Regions from separate parts of the Homo sapiens genome. Here region 1 is linked to region 2. Evidence: read pairs that join two places in POLR2A ChIA-PET (ENCODE). Cell type or tissue: Caco-2. All regions are shown on one strand. Links, peaks and the distances in the headings refer to the core of each region. The heading gives the core; the rest is flanking DNA. Region 1 overlaps MMP24-AS1-EDEM2 (MMP24-AS1-EDEM2 readthrough). Region 2 overlaps MMP24-AS1-EDEM2 (MMP24-AS1-EDEM2 readthrough).

Region 1 (4,377 bases), core at 124-4,123, 89 kb before region 2:
GGCCCTGTTTAAGCAGAAAAGGGAGTTATTACCCTCCATTATAATTGCACAGGGGCCTCCTTTCCCCTCTCTCACAATCCCCGTAACTTCAGTCTCCCCCTCAGAGAGGCAGCAAATAATAACCAGTATTCAATGAGTGCTCACTATGGTTAATACATGTATTGACCCATTTAACTTGCACAAACCCCTAAAGGTGGGTAATATTATTACTATCTCCATTTTATGAGGAGGAAACTGGGTCACAGAGTAGTTAAGGACCATGTCTAGGGTTATCCATAAATATACTTATTCACATCTGCAGATACAAAGCACAACTTCTCAAATGCAAACACAGACAGGACCCACTCACACACACAGATTTACAACCCCGGACTCATCCAAATGTGCTCTGGGCATCAACTCTGTGCCAGCCTCTTTTCTGGGTGTAGGAAGCAGAGATTACCAAGCATGGTTCCATAGCCTAGAGGAGTCCAGTGTGGCCTGTGTGTGTTTGGAGACAGCCAGGTAGTATCCCGTGAGATACACACTAATATATGGTGGTCTGGGATCACTGAAACAGACACACTGTGTCTCGTGGGGCATCAGAAAAAAATTTCCAAGAAGAGGGCAACTGAGCTGGGTCTTTTTTTCTTTGCTTTTCTTTCTTTTTTCTTTTTTTTTTTTTTTTTTTTTTTTGAGATGGAGTCTTGTGCTGTCACCCAGGCTGGAATGCAGTGGCACAATTTCAGCTAACTGTAACCTCCAACTCCCAGGTTCAGGCGATTCTCCTGCCTCAGCCTCCTGAGTAGCTGGGACTACAGGCATGTACCACCACGCCTGGCTAATATTTGTATTTTTAGTACAGATGGGGTTTCGCCATGTTGGCCAGGCTGGTCTTGAATCCCTGACCTCAAGTGATCCGCCCGCCTCGGCCTCCCAAAGTACTGGGATTACAGGCATGAGCCACCGCGCCCAGTCTCTGAGCTGGGTCTTAAATCATGAATAAACTTCGCCAGGCAGAAAAAGGGAGGCAGAGCAATCCTGACATGCTATTCATGTGTCAGCCAAAGGCAGCATGAGGAATCCCAACTAGTTTGATATATAAGCAGCGGGAAGCGGCCAGAAAAGGCAGCAGGGGCCAGGTCTCTAGCAGCCTTGAATGCCAGGCTAAAGACTCTGGACTTGATCCTGTGGGGAGGCAGTGTAGCAGAATGGCTGAGTGCTGGACTTGACTGCCTACGTGCAAACCTTGGCTCTGCTACACTATCTCTGTCTCAGTTTCCCATGTAGACTGGGGTTAATAATAGTAGCTATTGCATTAAGCCACTGGGGAAAGGCACAAAGATAATAATGTATGTAAAGCCCATTGCCCAGGTTATAATAAGCACTGAATCGACATTGGCTATGATTATTTTTGATTAATGAAGGGGAGGGGGTTATGGCACTGGAAGATTTTAAGTAGGAAAAGGACATGATCTCATCCCTGGGTCAGGTGGAGGTCGGAATAGAGAACGGGGAGATGAAGTAGAAAGTTACTACCCCAGTCTAGATGAGACGGATGAATCCTGAATCAGGGCAGTGGAAGAGGAGATGGAGAACAGGCGATGGAATTGGAATTTTATTCAGGTCAGGATTTGTTAACCATTTGTTCCGTTGGTTAACAGGAAACGGGGGGAGGGAGAGCCGAGGGTGAAAAAGGAGGCAGAAAGGAGTGTCTCTTCCACTGCAGGCCTCAGTTTCCTCATCTGTAAAACGGAGATAATAATCCCTGTCCTGTCCTCCTGGCAGAGTTACTGTCAGCGTCAAACGGGAGAAGCGGTGGGAGGGCACATTATAGTTTATGAAGGGTCGAGAAGGCGGGCGGCCAGCCTCGAGGTAGGGGGTTATTATCTTCCGCTGCCCGCCGCCCCCTCCCACGCCGGCCCAGGCTGAAGCTGACTCTGCCCGCAGGCCTCCAAAGACTTCATATGCTCCAGATCTCCTACTTCCGCGACCCCTATCACGTGTGGTACCAGGGCAACGCGTCGCTGGGGGGACACCTAACGCACGTGCTGGAAGGCCCAGACACCAACACCACGATCATTCAGCTGCAGCCCTTGCAGGAGCCCGAGAGCTGGGCGCGCACGCAGAGTGGCCTGCAGTCCTACCTGCTCCAGTTCCACGGCCTCGTGCGCCTGGTGCACCAGGAGCGGACCTTGGCCTGTGAGTAGGCGCGCAGCGGGGGCGGGGTCTGGGCGGGGCTAGTGGGGGCGGGGCCTGGCGGGTGGGGGCGGGGCCTGGCGGATGGAGGCGGGCTGGGACTTGCAGGGACCCGGCAGCCACTGGAGCTCGGTGGCGCCTGGGCCTTTGAAGATTGCTGGGTGGGGGCTGGAGAGAGGCAGTTGTCCCCGCTAAGAAAGCCCCGACTCGGGCGGTCGTCCTGCTGGCATAACCTCTTGGGATAGACCCTGTTGGAAGGCCCTGACACCGTGACGTCGAAGGTCCCCAGAAAACTCCTCACCCCTCGCCTCACAGTCCTCCAACTCCTTTTCTTCATAGATCTCCGTCCTTCCCTTCCCACAGCCCCCAGCACTTCACCCCCCACCCTCCAGCCACTTCTCATACAAGCTGATGACTTCGCTCTTAGCTCCACTCATGACCCGAACTCTTCCCCCAAAGACCCCAAGTTCTTCTCTCAAAGCCCCACTCCTTCCCCGTCACAACCCTAACTCCTTCTTCTCAAAGACCCCAATTTCTTTTCTCAAAGCACCAAGCACCACTCCGTCCCCCTTCCCCCACCATCATGGCCTTTAACTCCTTTCTCTCCTAGTCCCCCACCCCACCCCCCTTTTTTTTTTTTTTTTTTTTTTTTGAGACGGAGTCTTGCTCTGTCGTCCAGGCTGGAGTGCAGTGGCGCGATCTCGGCTCACTGCAACTTCCGCCTCCCGGGTTCAAGCGATTCTCCTGCCTCAGCCTCCCAAGCAGCTGGGACTACAGGCACCCGCCACCACGCCCGGCTAATTTTTTGTATTTTTAGTAGAGACGGGGTTTCGCCATGTTGGCCAGGCTGGTCTCGAACTCCTGACCTCAGGCGATCCACAAGCCTGGCCTCCCAAAGTGCTGGGATTACAGGCGTGAGCTGCCGCCCCTGCCCCAGCCTCACCCCCTGTTTTTTTTTTCTATTACAGTTGAACAAGGCCTGACAATTCCCTTTTTTCATCACAGTCCCTGGCCCCTTCTTTCTTAGCCTCTAACAGGCTAACCCCAAACCCCTCCTCACAGCCCCAGGCCCTTCTCCCCATAGTTCCCTGACCTAGACTCCCCTCTCCTCACAGCACTGACTCTTGCCTTCTCATGTTCTTTTCCCCTTGGTGGGCCTCGCCCCACACCTGGCACCCTCTCTGCACAGTCCCCTGACCCTGACTGTCTATCCACAGTTCCTCTGACCATCCGCTGCTTCCTGGGCTGTGAGCTGCCTCCCGAGGGCTCTAGAGCCCATGTCTTCTTCGAAGTGGCTGTGAATGGGAGCTCCTTTGTGAGTTTCCGGCCGGAGAGAGCCTTGTGGCAGGCAGACACCCAGGTCACCTCCGGAGTGGTCACCTTCACCCTGCAGCAGCTCAATGCCTACAACCGCACTCGGTATGAACTGCGGGAATTCCTGGAGGACACCTGTGTGCAGTATGTGCAGAAACATATTTCCGCGGAAAACACGAAAGGTATGATGGGACGGGGCCCAGGCCTGCAAGCTGGGGAGAGGGCGGGTTCCAGACAAATGGATGGACCTGAAGGATGGATGCCTAGAGCAACAAGAGGCCCACAGCTGGGGGTTTGGGACAGAACACACGCAGCTTCAGTCAGTTGGTAAACGGGTCCCTTTCCTCTGGGGCAGAAACGCTTTGGGGTTTGACTCAAATCATGGACTCCTTGGGGGCCTATTCTTCGGGCTAACTCTTTGCATGTTCTGCAGGGAGCCAAACAAGCCGCTCCTACACTTCGCTGGTCCTGGGCGTCCTGGTGGGCAGTTTCATCATTGCTGGTGTGGCTGTAGGCATCTTCCTGTGCACAGGTGGACGGCGATGTTAATTACTCTCCAGCCCCCTCAGAAGGGGCTGGATTGATGGAGGCTGGCAAGGGAAAGTTTCAGCTCACTGTGAAGCCAGACTCCCCAACTGAAACACCAGAAGGTTTGGAGTGACAGCTCCTTTCTTCTCCCACATCTGCCCACTGAAGATTTGAGGGAGGGGAGATGGAGAGGAGAGGTGGACAAAGTACTTGGTTTGCTAAGAACCTAAGAACGTGTATGCTTTGCTGAATTAGTCTGATAAGTGAATGTTTATCTATCTTTGTGGAAAACAGATAATGGAGTTGGGGCAGGAAGCCTATGGCCCATCCTCCAAAGACAGACAGAATCACCTGAGG
Region 2 (4,377 bases), core at 238-4,237:
AAGCCCAGGGGAGTTGGCTTTCAGAGGATCTGGTTGCTGGCGCTCCACTGGCCTCGTGCTTCCTTTCTGGTCAATGGGCTTCCTCCAGTAACCAAGCTTCTATCTTACATAGGATTACAACAGCTGCCATTCTGTGTCATACCACGCACTTCACGTGTATCTTATTCAACCTCACACAACCCGGTGAGGTAGGTCTGATGCCCCCAGTTTACAAGTGAGGACATTGAGGCTTAGGGGTAGCCCTGCTGGCCATATTCACAAACTGGCAGGGGGAATGAAGGTAATCTGTCCTACTCAGGAGCCCAAGCTCGTAACCACCGTGCCATGGAGCTGCCTCAGTTCCACCCTCAGGATCCTGTGTCCCACTTCCAGGACCTGGAGTGTGTTTTCACCTACACTTGAATCCCTGCCTCAATCTTAGCCAACAGTTCCCTGCTTCCACAACCAAGGTCCTGCAGAGAGCTGCCCACGCCCGGGCCCCACCTGCCCTGCCCGGGGTCTCCTGAAGCTGACTGCCAGTTTGCCAGGACTTGCTCTCTTTGTCCCCACTCCCTCCCTCCACCTCAGGGCATCCTTTTTTTTTTTTTTTTTTTTTTTGAGATGGAGTCTCACTCTGTTGCCCAAGCTGGAGTGCAGTGGCGCGATCTTGGCTCACTGCAACCTCCACCTCCCAGGATCAAGCGATTCTCCTGCCTCTACCTCCGGAGTAGCTGGTACTATAGGCGCAGGCCACCATATCTGGCTAATTTTTGGTATTTTTAGTAGAGATGGGGTTTCACCATGTTGGCCAAGCTGGTCTCGAACTCCTGACCTCAAGTGATCCACCCCGATCAGCCTCCCAAAGTGCTGGGATTACAGGCGTGAGCCACCACGCCCAGCCAGCTCAGGGCCTTTTCATCTCTTGTAGGGGTGGGTTGCCCCTCCACACCTGTGGGTGTTTCTCGTAAGGTGGAATGAGAGACTTAGGAAAGAAAAAGACACAGAGACAAAGTATAGAGAAAGAAATAAGGGGACCCAGGGAACCAGCGCTCACCATATGGAGGATCCCGCCAGCCTCTGAGTTCCCTTAGTATTTATTCATCATTTGTGGGTGTTTCTCGAAGAGGGGGATGTGTCAGGGTCACAAGACAATTGTGGGGAGAGGGTCAGCAGACAAACACGTGAACAAAGGTCTTTGCATCATAGAGAATGTAAAGGATTAAGTGCTGTGCTTTTAGATATGCATACACATAAACATCTCAATGCTTTACAAAACCGTATTGCTGCCCGCAGGTCCCACCTCCAGCCCTAAGGCGGTTTTTCCCTATCTCAGTAGATGGAGCATACAACCGGGTTTTATACCGAGACATTCCATTGCCCAGGGACGGGCAGGAGACAGATGCCTTCCTCTTGTCTCAACTGCAAGAGGCATTCCTTCCTCTTTTACTAATCCTCCTCAGCACAGACCCTTTACGGGTGTCGGGCTGGGGGACAGTCAGGTCTTTCCCTTCCCACGAGGCCATATTTCAGACTATCACATGGGGAGAAACCTTGGACAATACCTGGCTTTCCTAGGCAGAGGTCCCTGCGGCCTTCCGCAGTTTTTGTGTCCCTGGGTACTTGAGATTAGGGAGTGGTGATGACTCTTAAGGAGCATGCTGCCTTCAAGCATCTGTTTAACAAAGCACATCTTGCACCGCCCTTAATCCATTTAACTCTGAGTTGACACAGCACATGTTTCAGAGAGCACAGGGTTGGGGGTAAGGTTATAGATTAACAGAATCTCAAGGCAGAAGAATTTTTCTTAGTACATAACAAAATGGAGTCTCCTATGTCTACTTCTTTCTGCACAGACACAGTAACAATCTGATCTCTCTTGCTTTTCCCCACAATCTCTCGCCTGGACCCCAGCATCCAAACAGATCCCCCTGCCCCAGGTCTTGTTCCCTCTAATCCTCCCTCAACTGCAGCCAGAGTGATTTAATTGTATCACCACCCCCACTCCTACTTAAACCCCCCACTAGCCAAGAAGCTGATCCAAATTCCTTTGTATGGCATTAAGCGCCCTGCTTTCCAGCCTGGCTGACCTCATCTCTCTCCGGCCCTCCCCTCCTGCTTTGTTCCAGAGCCAGGTGGAATGAAACTGCCTGTCTCTGGACTGTGTTTATTGCATTCCATCCGCCAGGAATGCCACCCCCACCCTTCCTCTCCTGCCCCCTGAATCCGTTCTCCTGACTAACTTCTGATCCTTCAAGACTGAGCTTCAACTTCACCTTTGTGAAGCTTTCCCTGAACATCTTCCTCCAGGTTTAAATGACCCCTCTCTCCTCAGAATCCCTGCTCGACCCTCCCAGACATTCTTAAAGCACCCAGAGCCCTCTGCCTCACTTGTCACTCTCTCTCTCCTTGTCCCTGCTCTGCAGAGAGGCTTGGGAGGCAGGGGTTGTGCCTGATTTCTCTGTATGTCCCTGGTGTCCAGCACGGGGCCTGGCACAGGGCCCGTGCTCGGTGTTTGCTGAGGTAATGGGTTGGCTGACCGACTCATATCTAAGCAGGTGCCCTGGGCACCTCCCCACACTCCTCTCCACAGGGAACGACCTCTTCCTGGTGGCTGTGCATGAGCTGGGCCACGCGCTGGGACTGGAGCACTCCAGCGACCCCAGCGCCATCATGGCGCCCTTCTACCAGTACATGGAGACGCACAACTTCAAGCTGCCCCAGGACGATCTCCAGGGCATCCAGAAGATCTATGGTGTGTGGCAGGGAGAGGGGGGACTGCTCCTTCCTCGGGGCTGGGCTGTGACTGCCTACCTGTCATGGGGCAGGGGACGAGGGAGGGGGACGTTGCTATCATCAGCACTGCTGCTGTTTCTCTGTGTGTGACCTTTACAGACTTCCAATGGCTTTGCCTGGCCAGAGGGCAAGGCTTCCCCTGGCACACCTGGGAAACCTAGGGGAGGGTCTGAGCTGTAACTGAGAGGGACAAAAGTGAGGTGAGGGCCACCCATTCCCTCTCCTTTACCCCTCCCCTTCCACACTCTTCCCCGTCCCTTCATGCTTCTCTCCCTCCCTCCCACACCAGATGGTGACTGAGTGCTCCCATAGATTCCACCTCTAGCCAGGCAGGTTCACACATCTGCAGGAGTAACGGTGATACAGCGTGATGGGGACTATAACCAGAGCTTTGTTCTTTAAAAAGAAAAAACGAGGGCCAGGCGTGGTGGCTCTTGCCTGAAATCCCAGCACTTTGGGAGGCTGAGGCAGGCAGGTCACTTGAGGTCAGGAGTTTGAGACCAGTCTGGCCAACATGGTGAAACCCCATCTCTACCAAAAATATTAAAACAAACAAACAAAAAAATTAGCCAGGTGTGGTGGTGGGCAAGTGAAATCTCAGCTACTTGGGAGGCTGAGGCAGGAGAATCACTTGAACCCAGGAGGCAGAGGTTGCAGTGAGCTGAGATCGCACCACTGCACTCCAGCCTGGGCAACAGGGCGAGACTCCGTCTCAAAAAAAAAAAAAAAAAAAAAAAAAAAAAAAGAAAGAAAAGGTGAAAGATGAGAAGCTACTGCTATCTAGGTAAGATATGAAAGGCCTCCTACACACCTCTCTCCCAGTTCTGTTCACACTGGTATGTGAGGTTCTTGTTCTGGTCAAGTCAGGTGAGCTAGGGAGACCAGTTTACTTGAGCAAATGCTTGTCAAGACAGCACAGGCACCCACAGCCCACAGGCTACGGAGCACAGAAGGAGGGCTCCCTCTGGAGGAGATGACCCAGCCAGAGCCCTGGAGGACAGGCAGGACCTCCACAAGTAAAGCAGCAGAGACCAGGTGGGGGCTGTGGGTCCCAGAAGCTATTCCAAAGGTAGAACAACAGGATCTGCTGACAGATCAGACATGGGGTGAGAGGAAGGAGGGAGGGTCAAGGATGCCCCCAGGGTTTCCAGCTTTTGTAATTGTGAAGCAATAGGGTCCACCAGTCTGCAGCTCAAAATTCTAGGCTGGAGGCCGAGGCGGGCGATTACCTGAGGTCAGGAGTTCAAGTCTAGCCTGGCCAACATGGCAAAACCCTGTCTCTACTAAAAATACAAAAAATTAGCCTGGCATGGTGGTGCACGCCTATAATCCCAGCTACTTGGGAGGCTGAGGCAGGAGAATCACTTGAACCCGGGAGGCGGAGGTTGCAGTGAGCTGAGATCACACCACTGCACTCCAGCCTAGGCGACAGAGTGAGACTCCGTCTCAAAAAAAAAAAAAATCTAGGCTGGAATACTTATTTGGGATCTTTGTTGTTCAATACAGTAACCACTAGTCATACACTAGTATGTATTAAATAAACTACTATTAAATAAACTAGTATTAAATTTCATAGTAATGAAATTTAAATTTATATTTATTAGG

The links. Peaks named below come from ENCODE experiments on the same cell type or tissue, not always from the same donor. Only the 100,000 strongest peaks of a DNase experiment are listed, where the experiment ranks them.
Region 1: POLR2A ChIA-PET joins it to region 2 with 11 read pairs; 9 of 35 experiments call an interaction of 5 or more read pairs at or near these places.

What each region holds. Positions count from the first base shown.
Region 1 is chr20:35,172,773-35,177,149 of GRCh38, forward strand. The region is part of intron 4 of MMP24-AS1-EDEM2 (MMP24-AS1-EDEM2 readthrough); the gene reads right to left. PROCR (protein C receptor) reads left to right here. Exons shown (of 4, transcript NM_006404.5): 2 at 1,930-2,181; 3 at 3,396-3,674; 4 at 3,926-4,377. The coding sequence ends at 4,041. Among named protein-coding and RNA genes, the nearest start is that of PROCR, 2.9 kb to the left of the region's middle. RefSeq lists enhancers at 1,413-2,115, 2,818-3,520. In Caco-2, for the core only: no CTCF peak of the experiment used is centred there; DNase peaks (open chromatin) are centred at 2,149, 3,498 and 4,029; H3K4me3 peaks cover 1,203 bases.
Region 2 is chr20:35,261,222-35,265,598 of GRCh38, forward strand. All of the region lies in intron 2 of MMP24-AS1-EDEM2 (MMP24-AS1-EDEM2 readthrough), which reads right to left. MMP24 (matrix metallopeptidase 24) reads left to right here. Exons shown (of 9, transcript NM_006690.4): 5 at 2,570-2,731. Among named protein-coding and RNA genes, the nearest start is that of MMP24-AS1-EDEM2, 15 kb to the right of the region's middle. RefSeq lists enhancers at 53-814, 815-1,578, 1,579-2,340. In Caco-2, for the core only: CTCF peaks have their summits at 2,148 and 3,724 (motif pointing left); DNase peaks (open chromatin) are centred at 1,320, 2,110, 3,710, 4,007 and 2 weaker places; H3K4me3 peaks cover 667 bases.